Regions from separate parts of the Homo sapiens genome. Here region 1 is linked to region 2. A link is a contact called in ENCODE Hi-C data. All regions are on one chromosome and are shown on one strand. The core of a region is the stretch at or near the end of the contact, and the rest is flanking DNA. Distances in the headings are between cores, read along the strand shown.

What was found. Hi-C counts contacts between places; a loop is a spot of excess contacts on that map. Pooled maps may share reads with other maps.
Region 1: a loop to region 2 is called in a pooled map, with 6 times the contacts of the local background. The contact joins two enhancer-like sites. A Hi-C loop is called at or near these places in 2 of 37 single-sample maps with no recorded cell type and 2 of 50 pooled maps.

Annotation. Positions count from the first base shown.
Region 1 is chr16:81,797,186-81,803,599 of GRCh38, forward strand. The region is part of intron 2 of PLCG2 (phospholipase C gamma 2); the gene reads left to right. Among named protein-coding and RNA genes, the nearest start is that of PLCG2, 21 kb to the left of the region's middle. RefSeq lists enhancers at 460-509, 560-979, 1,250-1,859. Within about 2 kb of position 1,831, at least 12 of the 41 ENCODE cell types and tissues checked have a DNase peak (open chromatin) inside an H3K27ac peak, as active enhancers do.
Region 2 is chr16:80,577,768-80,584,141 of GRCh38, forward strand. No RefSeq gene overlaps it. Among named protein-coding and RNA genes, the nearest start is that of LINC01227, 8.1 kb to the left of the region's middle. RefSeq lists an enhancer at 2,410-2,899. Within about 2 kb of position 2,889, at least 3 of the 41 ENCODE cell types and tissues checked have a DNase peak (open chromatin) inside an H3K27ac peak, as active enhancers do.

The sequences.
Region 1 (6,414 bases), core at 581-3,080, 1.2 Mb after region 2:
AGTTCCTGACAAGTCAGTGCAGGTCCAACGTCTTAGGGATTGTGCTGAGTTGGGGGAGGGATCTAGTTAAAGATGTCCCTTGGTGAATCATTTTTGAAAAAAAAAAAATTATCTCCACTACCTGTCCCCTAGTCTGTCTTAGATATAAATGCGGGTTTTTGTATATCAGGCTCGCAAAATTATGTGTCTTGATTTGTCTTGGGAGAGATTTAGGTGCTGTGCAGTTTGGGGTTGAAATCAGAAATCCTGGGGTTGACTTTTCCTGCTTTCATGCAAGGCCCGATCTTGGGGCCAGGCCTTCGGTAGTCCTGACCCACAGACTAAGAGTGCTGGGAGGCCAGGGACCCTGTCTGTTCTGTTCATAAGGGGGACTTCCCAGCACCTGGCCCATATCTGGCCTGTGGCTGGTGCTCCTCAGATACCTGGTTAACAGATGAATCAGGAAAAGGCCCTGGCTGCCCCTTTCAGCCTCGGACTTCCGGTTTCTTCCTAACCATGGCAGCAGTATCTGGGGTTGAGATAGGGCACCTCTGTGACAACTTCCTCTTTAACCATACACCGTGGTTCCACTCGTGGTCCTGGCACTTAGTGACTGTGTGACCTTAGGCAATCTACTTGGCCTCTTTGAGTCTCAGTTTTCTTTTTTCTTGTCTTTTTTTTTTTTGAGATGGAGTCTCACTCTGTCCCCAGGCTGAAGTGCAGCGGCACAATTTCAGTTCACTGCAACCTCTGCCTCCCGGGTTCAAGCAATTATTCTGCCTCAGCCTCCTGAGTAGCTGGGATTACAGGTACCCTCCACCTCACCTGGCTAATTTTTGTATTTTTAGTAGAGATGGGGTTCCACCATGTTGACCAGGCTGGCCTTGAACTTCTGACCTCAAGTGATCTGCCTGCATTGGCCTCCCAAAGTGTTGGGATTACAGGTGTGAGTCACCGCGCCTGGCCTGAGTCTCAGTTTTCTTATCTATAAGATGGGGTAATAGTGGAGCTTACCCCATCAGATCACTGGGAGGATTCAGTTTGTAAGTGATTGTCACAAGTCCAGTATGTACTTAACACAGGGTGCCTCCCAGCCATGCTGCCATATGTCTCCTCAGGCAGCAGGTGCCTGCATTTGTGTTTGCGTGGGGGACATGGGACAGGCTGAGACATAGCTCGCATGTGTAGGGGGTGTCCTCCTCCTGCTCTTCTGTAGCACACAGCTAGGGGTCCTCTGGGGTTAAGTGCTCTTGGACCTGAGCCTGGATATAAAAGCAGCCCAGTGCTTCTGGGAGGCTGGGGAGGCCTGGGCTTGGAGAAGGAGCGTCGACAGGGTGAAGGTGAAGTTCTGGAAATAGAAACAGTGATGATACCACATCACAGCCTGGGGGCCACTCCACTGTCACAGGGCTGTTGGGAAGAAGCTGTAAGGTGCTGCTTTCATCTATACAAGTTGTGCTGGAGGCCAGGGGTAGGCGTGAGTTTTGGGAGGTGAAGTATCTGTGTGTGTGAAGGATTCTGTTTTGAGAAAGAAGGAAATGGGAACTTACTAATTTGTAGAATGGAAACTAGCAAAATTAGGCAAGGCATGGTGAGAGCATGTGCAGCAGGAAGAGGAGACCCCGCAGAGCTCAGAAGAGGTGGAGGAGGGGCTGGCCTCCCCGGCCTCAGGACTTCAGGGATCCCACTGCGTCTTCTCTGCTCCTGCTTCGGCTGGATTTCACCGGCCAGGTGTCTCTCTCCCCAGCACTACCAGCCACTCCAGGATGTCCCTGGCCTGCCACCAGCCTCCACCAGTGGGAAAAGCCCCTACACCAGGTAGTAGCATGACTGAAGGAGGGCCCGTGTCCCTGGGGAGGCAAGAAGGGCCCAAGCCCAGCGTGGCGCAGAGTGAACGTTACGCCAGTTTCCTGTTTAGACAGCTCTGAGCTGCTTCCCTCTGGCCTTGCATATTTCTCCTAATTAAAACAACTGCTTTTTCCCCCTCATTATAGAAGTACTATGTGTTCATTGGTAGACACATTTTAACCTACTTCTGGGTGAGAAAAACAACCCCTTAGCCCCCGCCACCCCCCTACCCAGAGAGATGGTGTTAACACCTGGTGTACCACCTTCCAAATCTTTTTGTCCAACAAAACTTTATTCACAAGACATTTTCACAACATGCGACCCTTTTGTAATGTACTTTAGTAATCTGCCTTTTTCATTTTGTACTACTTTGTGACCATGTTAGTATTATTAACTAATTTATTTTAGTTAATGAATTAATTAATTTTTTGAGGCAGGGTCTTGCTCTGTCACCCAGGTTGGTGTGCAGTGGTGTGACCATAGGTCACTGTAGCCTTGAACTCCTGGCCTCAAGAGATCCTCCCATCTTGGCCTCCCAAAGTGCTGGGATTACAGGTGCAAGCCACTGAGCCTGGCCTGTTATTAATTTTTTTTTTTTTTTTTTGAGACAGAGTCTCGCTCTATTGCCCAGGTGCAATGGCACCATCTTGGCTCACTGCAAGCTCCGCCTCCCAGGTTCACACCATTCTCCTGCCTCAACCTCCCGAGTAGCTGGGACTACAGGCGCCCGCCACCACACTTGGCTAATTTTTTTGTATTTTTAGTGGAGATGGGGTTTCACCGTGTTAGCCAGGATGGTCTCGATCTCCTGACCTCGTGATCCTCCCACCTTGGCCTCCTAAAGTGCTGGGATTACAGGTGTGAACCACTGAGCCCAGCCTGTTATTAACTATTTTAAATGTCGATGTTGGTTTAAAAAATAATATGACAGACCCCACATACTCAAGAGCAAGGGATCCAGGGTCTGACTGCCTGGGTTCAGATCTTGGCTATGCCACTTATCCCATTTGTGGCCATGGACAAGTTACTTAACTTTTCATTGCACTCATCTGTAAAATAGGATAATAATGGTACCTATTACACTGGACTCTCATGAGGATTAGGGGAGTTAATTATGTATCATACTTTGGGTATCATAGTACCTGGCAAATATCCCAAGCACTCTATAAGAGCTACTATTGCTATTATTATTGTTTAAATTTACTTTTATTGTAAGTTCTGGGATACATGTGCAGAATGTGTGGGATACATAGGTAAGCGTTTGCCATCGTGGCTTGCTGCACCTATCAGCTCATCACCTAGATATTAAGCCCTGCATGTATTAGCTATTTATTCTGATGCTCTCCTCCATCCTTACCCTGCTCCCCAACAGGCCCTGGTGTGTGTTGTTCTCCTCCCTGTGTCCATGTGTTCTCATTGATCAGCTCCCACTTATGATTGAGAACATGCAGTGTTTGGTTTTCTGTTCCCGTGTTAGTTTGCTGAGGATGATGGCTTCCAGCTTCATCTATGTCCCTGCGAAGGACACGATCTCGTTCCGTTTTATGGCTGCATAGTATTCCATGGTGTATATGTACCATATTTTCTTTATCCAGTCTATTGTTGATGGGCATTTGGGTTGATTCCCTATCTTCGCTATTGTGATACTATTGCTATTATTATTATTATTATTATTATTGTTATTTCCAACCCTCTATGATAGGCAGAATAAACGCTCTCTGCTCCCAAGATGCCCTTGTCTTAATCCCTGGAGCCTGTGAATATATTACTCTATACGGCAAAATGCTCCTTGCAGATTGAACAGATCTTGAGATGGGGAGATGATCCTGGATTATCTGGGTGGATATGATGAAATCACAAAGGTCCTTGCAGGAGGGAGGCAGGAGGGTCAGAGTCAGAGTGAGACTGGAAGATGGCACCAGCTGGCTCTGAAGATGGAGGAAGGGGCCATGAATCAAGGAATGCAGGTGGCTTGTGCAAGCTGGAAAAGGCAAAGGAACTCATTCTCCCCTAGAGGGTCTGGAGAAAGCTTGTCCCAGTGATGCCTTGATTTTAGCCCCATGAGACTCATGACTTTTGCTCGTCTCCAGAGCTGCAAGATAATCAATTTGAGTAAAGCTATTATGCATGTGGGAATTCAGTAGCGTAGCGATTGAGAATAAATAACCCCCAACCCCGCAACCAACTTAGATGAGTTGTGATGTTTGCTTTGGATCTTTTTTGTTTTTAAGAAATAAAATATAGTTAAGTTCTCATAAGTACCCTTCCCTCCCTAGAGAAATCAGTATCATGATTTAATAATTATAATTCCCATTTCAAAAATTTTCATCCATGATTAACATATAATATGTTTTGCAGGTCTTTACATAAAAGACACTGCGTGGTGTGTATCCCTCAAGCAACTTGCATGTTTTTGCTTGACCTTGTGAAGATTTTCCATGTTGATGTAGCTTTATTTTAACATCCATGAGCAATTTCACTCAACAGTACAGCACGATAGATTGATCTGTCCTGTCAATGCTGGACATTTAGGTTGTTTCCAATCATGATACTCCCGATTCCAGCAAACACGTCTTCGCTATTGTTTGAAATTACTATAGGATTCTACCTTATTTTTTAAAAACCTATCTCCCATTTTTTCGATATTAGATAGTTGTTTTTTATTTTCTTTAATTTTTTTTTTCTTGAGGTGGTGTCTTGCTTTGTCACCCAGGCTGGAGTGCAGTGGCACAATCTCAGCTCACTGCAACCTCCGCCTCCAGGGTTCAAGCGATTCTCTTGCTTCAGCTTCCCCAGTAGCTGGGATTACAGTTGTACACCACCACGCCTGGTTAATTTTTGTACTTTTAGTAGAGACGGGGTTTCACTATGTTGGTCAGGCTGGTCTCGAACTCCTGACCACAAGTGATCCACCCACCTCAGCCTCCCAAAGTGTTGGGATTACAGGCATCAGCCATCACACCTGGCCAACATTTCATTTTGAAATGGCTTCCAAAAAATCTGTGGCTGTGCAGAGGTGCCCACCAACATTCTGTCTGGAATGAAAAAACTAGAAGTTAGCTCCTTCAGGTGAGTACAGTCTTTTTTTTTTTTTTTTTTTTTTTTTTTTTTTTTTTTTTGAGACGGATCTCGCTCTTTCGCCCAGGCCAGAGTGCAGTGGCGCTATCTTGGCTCACTGCAAGCTCCGCCTCCCGGGTTCACACCATTCTCTTGCCTCAGCCTCCACAGTAGTTGGGATTACAGGCGCCCGCCACCGCGCCCAGCTAATTTTTTGTATTTTTAGTAGAGATGGGGTTTCACCGTGTTAGCCAGGATGGTCTCGATCTCCTGACCTCGTGATCCACCCGCCTCGGCCTCCCAAAGTGCTGGGATTACAGGCGTGAGCCACCGCGCCCGGCCTCAGGTGGGTACAGTCTTATTCATGTCTGTACTTCCAGCTTTTGCTACCAAGTGTTCCCAGTAGATGCTTAGTAGATATGTGATATTGAATGTGTAACTGCTACCTTGACCTACCACCTTCTCTTGATGAGGAACCTATAGATTTGTTTTCTTTCTTTTTTTGTTTTTGTTTTGAGACTGAGTGGAGTTTCACTCTTGTCGCCGGGCTGGAGTGCAGTGGCGCAATCTCAGCTCACTACAACCTCTGCCTCCCAGGTTCAAGCAATTCTCATGCCTCAGCCTCCCAAGTAGCTGGGATTACAGGCATGCGCCACCACGCCCAGCTGATTTTGTATTTTTAGTAGGGACGGCATTTCATCATTTTGATCAGGCTGGTCTCGAACTCCTGACCTCAGGTGATCCACCCACCTCAGCCTCCCAAAGTGCAAAAGAAATTAATACTTTTATTGAGATAAAAACATTGTATACCCTATAATGTACCCCTTAATGTATACTGTTAAGTGGTTTTTAGTATATTCAGAGTTGTACCAACATTATCATAATCAGTTTTAGAATGTTTCATAATTTCCCCCAAATCCTATACATTAGCAGTCACCTCTACTTTACTTTCCCCCATCCCTGGCAATGACAAATCTACTTTTTGCCTTTACAGAGTTTCCTATTCTGGACATTTCTCACAATACATGGCTTTTTGCATTTCACTTTTTTTTTTTTTTTTTTTTTGTGAGACGGAATCTCACTCTGTCGCCCAGGCTGGAGTGCAGTGGCATGATCTCGGCTCACTGCAAGCTCTGCCTCATGGGTTCATGCCATTCTCCTGCCTCAGCCTCCTGAGTAGCTGGGACTACAGGTGCCCACCACCACGCCTGTCTAATTTTTTTTGTATTTTTAGTAGAGATGGGGTTTTGCTGTGTTAGCCAGGATGCATCTCACTTCTTTAGCCTAACATAAGGTTCGTTCATATTGTAGCATATTATCAACACTTCATTCCTTTTTAAGACTAATATTCCATTGCATGGATAGACCATATTTTGTTTATCCATTCATCACTTGATGGACATTTAGGTAGTTCTCTCTTTTTGGTTACTGTTTTCATTTTCTTTGTTCTTTCTTTCCTTTCTTTCTTTTCTTTCTTTCCTTTCTTTCCTTCCTTTCCTTTCCTTTCCTTTCCTTTCTTTTCTTTTCTCC
Region 2 (6,374 bases), core at 1,639-4,138:
TGATGACCTTTTCTCTCTCCCCTTTAATGACACACAGTGCTAACCTCCAAAGCCCTTTTCCTGAGTGGGACAAAGGAGTGTGTTACTTCCCCACACAGTTTTGCACTACTCGGCAAGGCCACAGCGAGGGGGGTATGAGCTCTTCAGGGTCTTGGTACACCCCTGCCACAGACCCTCCCCGGGTTATCACCCTGGTGCATCAGAGTGTAAAGACTCCACAAGGAATTCTGAAATCACCAATGATCTGCTGAGGTGAGAGCTGCCAGGGAAGGGAGAGGGTATTTATAAACCTGGCGCTGGTGACTGAGCCCTTAGGAAACTGAGAGAGAGCAGCTTTCCTGCCCCGCAGGGAAACCAAAGAGGAAAAACACCAACAGGCTTCAACTTTGGGCTCGAGTCAAAAGCCACTGAGGGTGCATCCAGGTCCCCTTCTAAATTTAGAACATTCAGCCAAACCATTTCTCCAGCTCACCGAGCGTCTTTTCCCTTGGCTGGGGAAAGCCAGGGGGCTTCTGAAAGCCAGGGACACAGATGGGAGGTCAGATCCAAACCTGCTTTGCCTCCATTTTTGTTTCCATTGCACTGGGGCCAAGACACTCCAGGCCTTTCTCATGCCTGAGACAGGAGAGTGGGGTATAAAGCAATTTGAAGTCAGAGAGGATGTTCAAATGTTGGCACTGGCTGCTGATTCTAACCAGCCTAAGATCTCAGACTAGCATCTTAAGCTTCCTGTATCTCATTTCCTTCATCTATAAGGTAAGAAAACCTTGGGCAGGTGACTTTTACCCAGGTGAGTCTTCATTTCATCACCTCTTACAACAGGAAAGGAAGGCTTCCCAGGTATCTTCTAGTCCCCAACCCTCAGTTTCCTTATATTTCTTTTTCTTTCTTTCTTTCTTTCTTTCTTTCTTTCTTTCTTTCTTTCTTTCTTTATTCTTTCTTTCATTCTTTCTTTCTTTCTTTCCTTCTTCTTTCTTTCTTTCTTTCTTTCTTCTTTCTTTCTTTCTTCTTTCCTTCTTCCTTCCTTTTCTTTTTTTTTTGAAGGTGTTTCACTCTTGTTGCCCAGACGGGAGTAGTACAATAGCATGATCTCGGCTCACTGTAACCTCCGCCTCCTGGGTTCAAGCGATTCTCCTGCCTCAGCCTCCCGAGTAGCAGGGATTACAGGCATGCACCACCATGCCTGGCTAATTTTGTATTTTTAGTAGAGATGGGGTTTCTCCATGTGGTCAGGGTGGTCTCGAGCTCCCGATCTGAGGTAATTCACCCACCCCAGCTTCCCAAAGTGCTGGGATTACACGCTTGAGCTACCTTGCCTGGCCAATTTCCCTATATTTCACAGGAGAGCAAGACTTACTAGATATCTTCCAGTCCCCAAGCCTCAGTTTCCCTATCTTTCACAGGGAAAAATTACGACTCAGAAAAATTCCAAGAGGGTTAAGTACAATGGCAAGCCAAGAGTGCCTAGCCCAGGGACATATGGTGACACTCAATCCATGTGGGTAGAACCAAGATGGAAACTAGAATCTGCAAGTCTCTATTCTGAGTCTCTCTTTCTCTCCTTCTTTTTTTAATAACTTCAACACACGTATTTAAACATTGCCTATGTGATCCCCAGCCCTATTATTAGTCCAGAGATAAAAACAGGGGTCAGAGCAATTGTAATCAAAAGCCATTTCTCTATCCCCGACCCTGGTGCTATGGTGTGAATTTTTGTGTTCCCCTAAAATTCCTATGTTGAAATGTAACTGCCAAGGTGATGGTATTAGGAGGCGGGGCCTTTACGAGTTGATTAGGTTATGAGGGCAAATCCACCATGAATGGAATCAGTGCCCTTATAAAATAGGCCTGAGAGAGCTCCCTGCTCCTTCCATCATGTGAGGACGCAGTGAGAAGGTGCCATCTGAGAAAGTAGGCTCTCACCAGACATAAAATCTACTGGTGCCTTGATCTTGGACTTCCCAGCCTCTAGAACTGTGAGCAATGGATTTCAGTGGCTTATAGGCTACCCAGTTTATGGTATTTTGTTATAGCGGCCTGGATGAATTAGTACTATCTCCTTCATTAATAATAATAATAATAATAGCTAAAAGCAATTGAGCACTTACTATGTACAGACATTGGGTTAAGACTTTACATAAATTATATAATTAAATCAATTACCAATGGTTTATATATATGTCAGAACCTAGGGTCATTTGATACAACAATAAAAATATAAAATAGCAACAGCAATACAAAAACTTTCCTTCTCTGACTTAATCTTCCCATTATCCCCACTATATGCTACCAGGGGCATCACACATCAGCTCAAGAACAAGCCCCTTTTAGGTATTCCATGGAGCCTGCCATATAGTCCTGCTCACCAGCTCCAGCGCCATCTCTCTGTGGAAGCGTCCATTGCTGTTCCCAAAGCCCCACTGCACTGCACTATGTCCTCTAGCTTGACGCCATCATGGGCTCCAACAACCACCCCTGGTGGGAAAGTACCTATCCCCACTCGGGCTACATCCTGTTTCCCTGGTTAAAAAACACCACGGCTCTGTGCTTGCAGCGCCTCACCAAGTTTTGATATGAAGCAGCTCTTTGGTTCTGTGCTCAGGTTTTACCATAGCTGCCTTGCTCTAGGGGGAGTTCAGTGGGGAAGCGCCTTCCTCAGATATGGACCTCTGTTCTTGCAGCAAGCTTTTGGCCTGGATTCAATCTTCCTTCAGAATGTTTCTTTCCCAGGAGACCCTGAGCAAAGAATCTCCATGAGGCCATCCCATCATCTTCTAGACAGGCCCAGGCATTTCTGACTCCTGCGGTGAACACAATAGTTTGTGCTTCCCAGCTGGGACTCACACTCAGAAGATCAAGCTTCTGGCCAGCCATGTAGCGACTCAAAGCTTGTGGTTGTCTTCTTAGTACTGGGTTGGTTTTGAAATGACTCATCCACAGCGTCTGGCTGCTTTTTGTGAGAAACTTTGTGCATTGTTGAGGCAAATGGTTAGCATGAGGGGTTCATCTCTGCTCATGATGATTGTTCAATACATGCTCAATGATTTAGACTAAATTTCACTCATGCATTCATCAAATATGTATGAGCTTCTGCTCTGTACACCCTACAATGGCCCTAGGATGGCATTTGGAGACACTGATGTGCAAAACATAGTCGCATAGCTGAAAGGGTCAGATATTCATTTATTCAAAAAATGGGCACAAAAATGTACAAAATGCAAAAAATATCTTCCCTTGTGGAACTTGCATTTGAGCATGAATAAGTACATGCAATGAAGTACCAAGTGGAGCTGCTATCAGAGAACTCTGGAAGAATACAACAGGGTGAAGAAGAGGAATGATTAATTCTATGTGGAGAGGGGAGGAGGATCAGGGAAGGCTCCTGGCGGTGGGGGAGAGGGGTGATCCCTGAGTGAAGTCTTGATAGAATAATAGGTATTAATAGGTTTTGAAGACAAGGACACAGTGTAAACAAAGGAATGGGACTGCTGGCTGGTAGGGGAAACCAAGAGTAGATTGTAGAAGTTGGAACATTGAGTACAGGGAGAAGAAGGAGTGGCATCATGAGAAGAGATGAGGTCTATGAAGACCTCAAAATGAGAACTTCTAGTCCGTGGTTCCCTAGGAAACTGAGCCCGAGGGTAAAGCTTTCCAGGGAGTGCAATCCCTGGGAAGTAGAAATGAGGGAAAGGGGGAGTAAGTAAGGGAGGCACTGGGAGCAAATAGAAGGATGTCATTACCCAACTGGTCATGACTTGGTGACAAGATGATCTCTTTGGCTTTACCAGGCATCTTTGCAGAGAACGTGAGAAAGATTGCATCTCTGAAACATCCATCTAAGCGAGGGAAGACAGGGGACTTTACACAAGGCTTCCATAAGGCATTGGTCAACATTTGCCCCATAGGTGATTAACTCCTGCACTTCTGATGTGTAAGCACTGGGCATGTGGGAACACCAGGTGGATCATGTAGTGTCTTGCACCTGGAGGAAGCCCCTGGGCAGGAGAAAAGAGGGCCATGCAGGCTCATGGCCGGAGAGACCCTAACAGTAACTGGGATTTGGAGCAACAGTAGAGGCATGCTCCTCCCTTTGTAATTCAGGCCCAGCTGACGAGCATTAACATCAACACAGACCTTAAGACTGACAGAAAAGACTCTTTAAGTCTGATAAGAAACATGTATATCTATTCTCTCTGAAGCCTACTACCTGGCTTCCCCACCTGCTGCCTCAACAACCTGGCTATAAAACTAGGGAACAATATAAGACGCTGCTAGGGCTGCCCCAGCTAGAAAGCAAGGCAAGTGCTCAGATACAGGATGGTATTTAAACTGAATCTGGTACAAAGCCTTCAATGGATTTTAATCTGTAGAGTAATGTATTCGAATTTGTGTTTTTAAAAGACCACTCCTGGATTTCTCAAAGAACTGAAAGTAGATCTGCTATTTGATCCAGCAATCCCACTACTGGGTATCTACTCAAAGGAAAAGAAATCATTATATAAAAATGATATCTGCTCATATGTTTATCACAGCACTATGCACAGTAGCAAAGATAGGGAATCAACCTAAATGTCCATCAACCAATGAGTGGATAAAGAAAATATGGCATGGATATACATATGTACGTATATACCATATAAAAGTGGTGTATACACACACACACACACACACACACCAAGGAAAACTACTCAGCCATTTAAAAAAAGAGTGAAATAATGTCTTTTGCAGCAACTTGGATGGGACTGGAGGCCATTATCCTAAGTGAAGTAACTCAGGAATGGGAAACCAAATACCGCATGTTCTCACTTATAAGTGGGAGCTAAGTTATAGGTACACAAAAGCATGCAGAGTGGTATAATCACATTAGAGACTCAGAAGGAGGAAGGGTGGGAGGGGGGTAAAGGATGAAAAAAAATCACCTTTTGGGCACAATGTAGTAGTGTGATGCGTACCCAAGTACTCATCACACTACTCAGGAGATGATTACACTAAAAGCCCAGACTTTACTACTGTATAATTCGTCCACGTAACAAAAAACCACTTGTACCCCTAAAGCTATTAAAATAAAAACATTTAATAATAAAAAATTTTAAATTAATAAAAAGACCACCCCAGCTGCAGAGTAAAGAATGGGTTTCGAGTTTCCCAAAGAGTGCTCCATGCACCAATGGAGATATTTCAAAGTATTTTATGTCTTTATGTTGTGCACAGGTTTATTTTACTAGCTAAGTTTTTAGAAAATGTATGTGTATATGTTTTACAGGTGTTTATGTAGACAGTACAATGTTAGATTTTATATAATAAATGCAGTCAATGTAAACAAACGTGCAAGGTTGAATACTACAGATGGGAGAGAGATGTGGACAAAATCAAAAAGGTAAAGTTTAGGAAATGCTGGATTAGACTGAAGGGTAGGTGACCAGCTAGGAGAGAGAATCAGGAGATAAAATGAAAGAACCTACCATGATAGGAATGAGAGGAAGGGATAGATAAGAACAATGTTGAGGAGTCAGGTTTCAAAGGACTTGGTCGTTAACTGGATATAGGAGCCTGAGAGAAAGATTAAAATTCAACGATGCTTTAGCAATAAGAAGGTAAAGGATTCATGGAAGGTCAGATGCAGAACTTCACCCCTTCAACTCTGTGTCCCAACCCCATGGGTTCATTAGACAGAGGATGAGCTGCTGATTTGCCAACCAAGAGCTCCAAAGCCAGATGTGCATGCCCTACGTGTGCTTCAGATGAAGAAGTGTGGACCTCAGTGTGGACCTTCGGAAATGGTGAGGACTGTCTGGGCCGGAGAAGAGCAAACACAGCAGTGGCACAATGGCAACCAGCTGATGAACCATTCTTGTGGGAAACAACCCCAGCCACTTGGATCCCAGCCTGGTGAGTCAGCACCCAGGCTACTGCTTGCCACCCACCAAGAAATGCACATGTTTGGAAATTTGATGACATCTGGAGTTTCAGTCTTAATCAGGCTGGTTTTGGCATTTCCTTTCCAGGCATGGAGCTGTTTCTGGGTATTTTTCAAAATTGTCTATAGGGAATGCCATAGAAAAACCCCTAAACTGAATCTTGCTAGAGCCACACCTTGCAATTCCACGACTTTTGCACATTTATCTAATGATTTGCCGAGTAGCCACACCAACAAAGGACAGAGCAGAGACTGTAAAGGGATGGAGCCAAGCTGTACCTAGGCAGAAAAGTTTCCCCACCTGCTGCCTCACGCCCATCTCTGCTGTGTACCAGGTGTAAACTAAAAATAAAATTCTAAGCCCCTCAACCATCTGAACGGACCCCTCCCCTTGGCCAAGGGCGTTCTAAAGTTAGCCTGAAAAACTAATGCAGGCCATCATGGGAAGCAGGAGTTG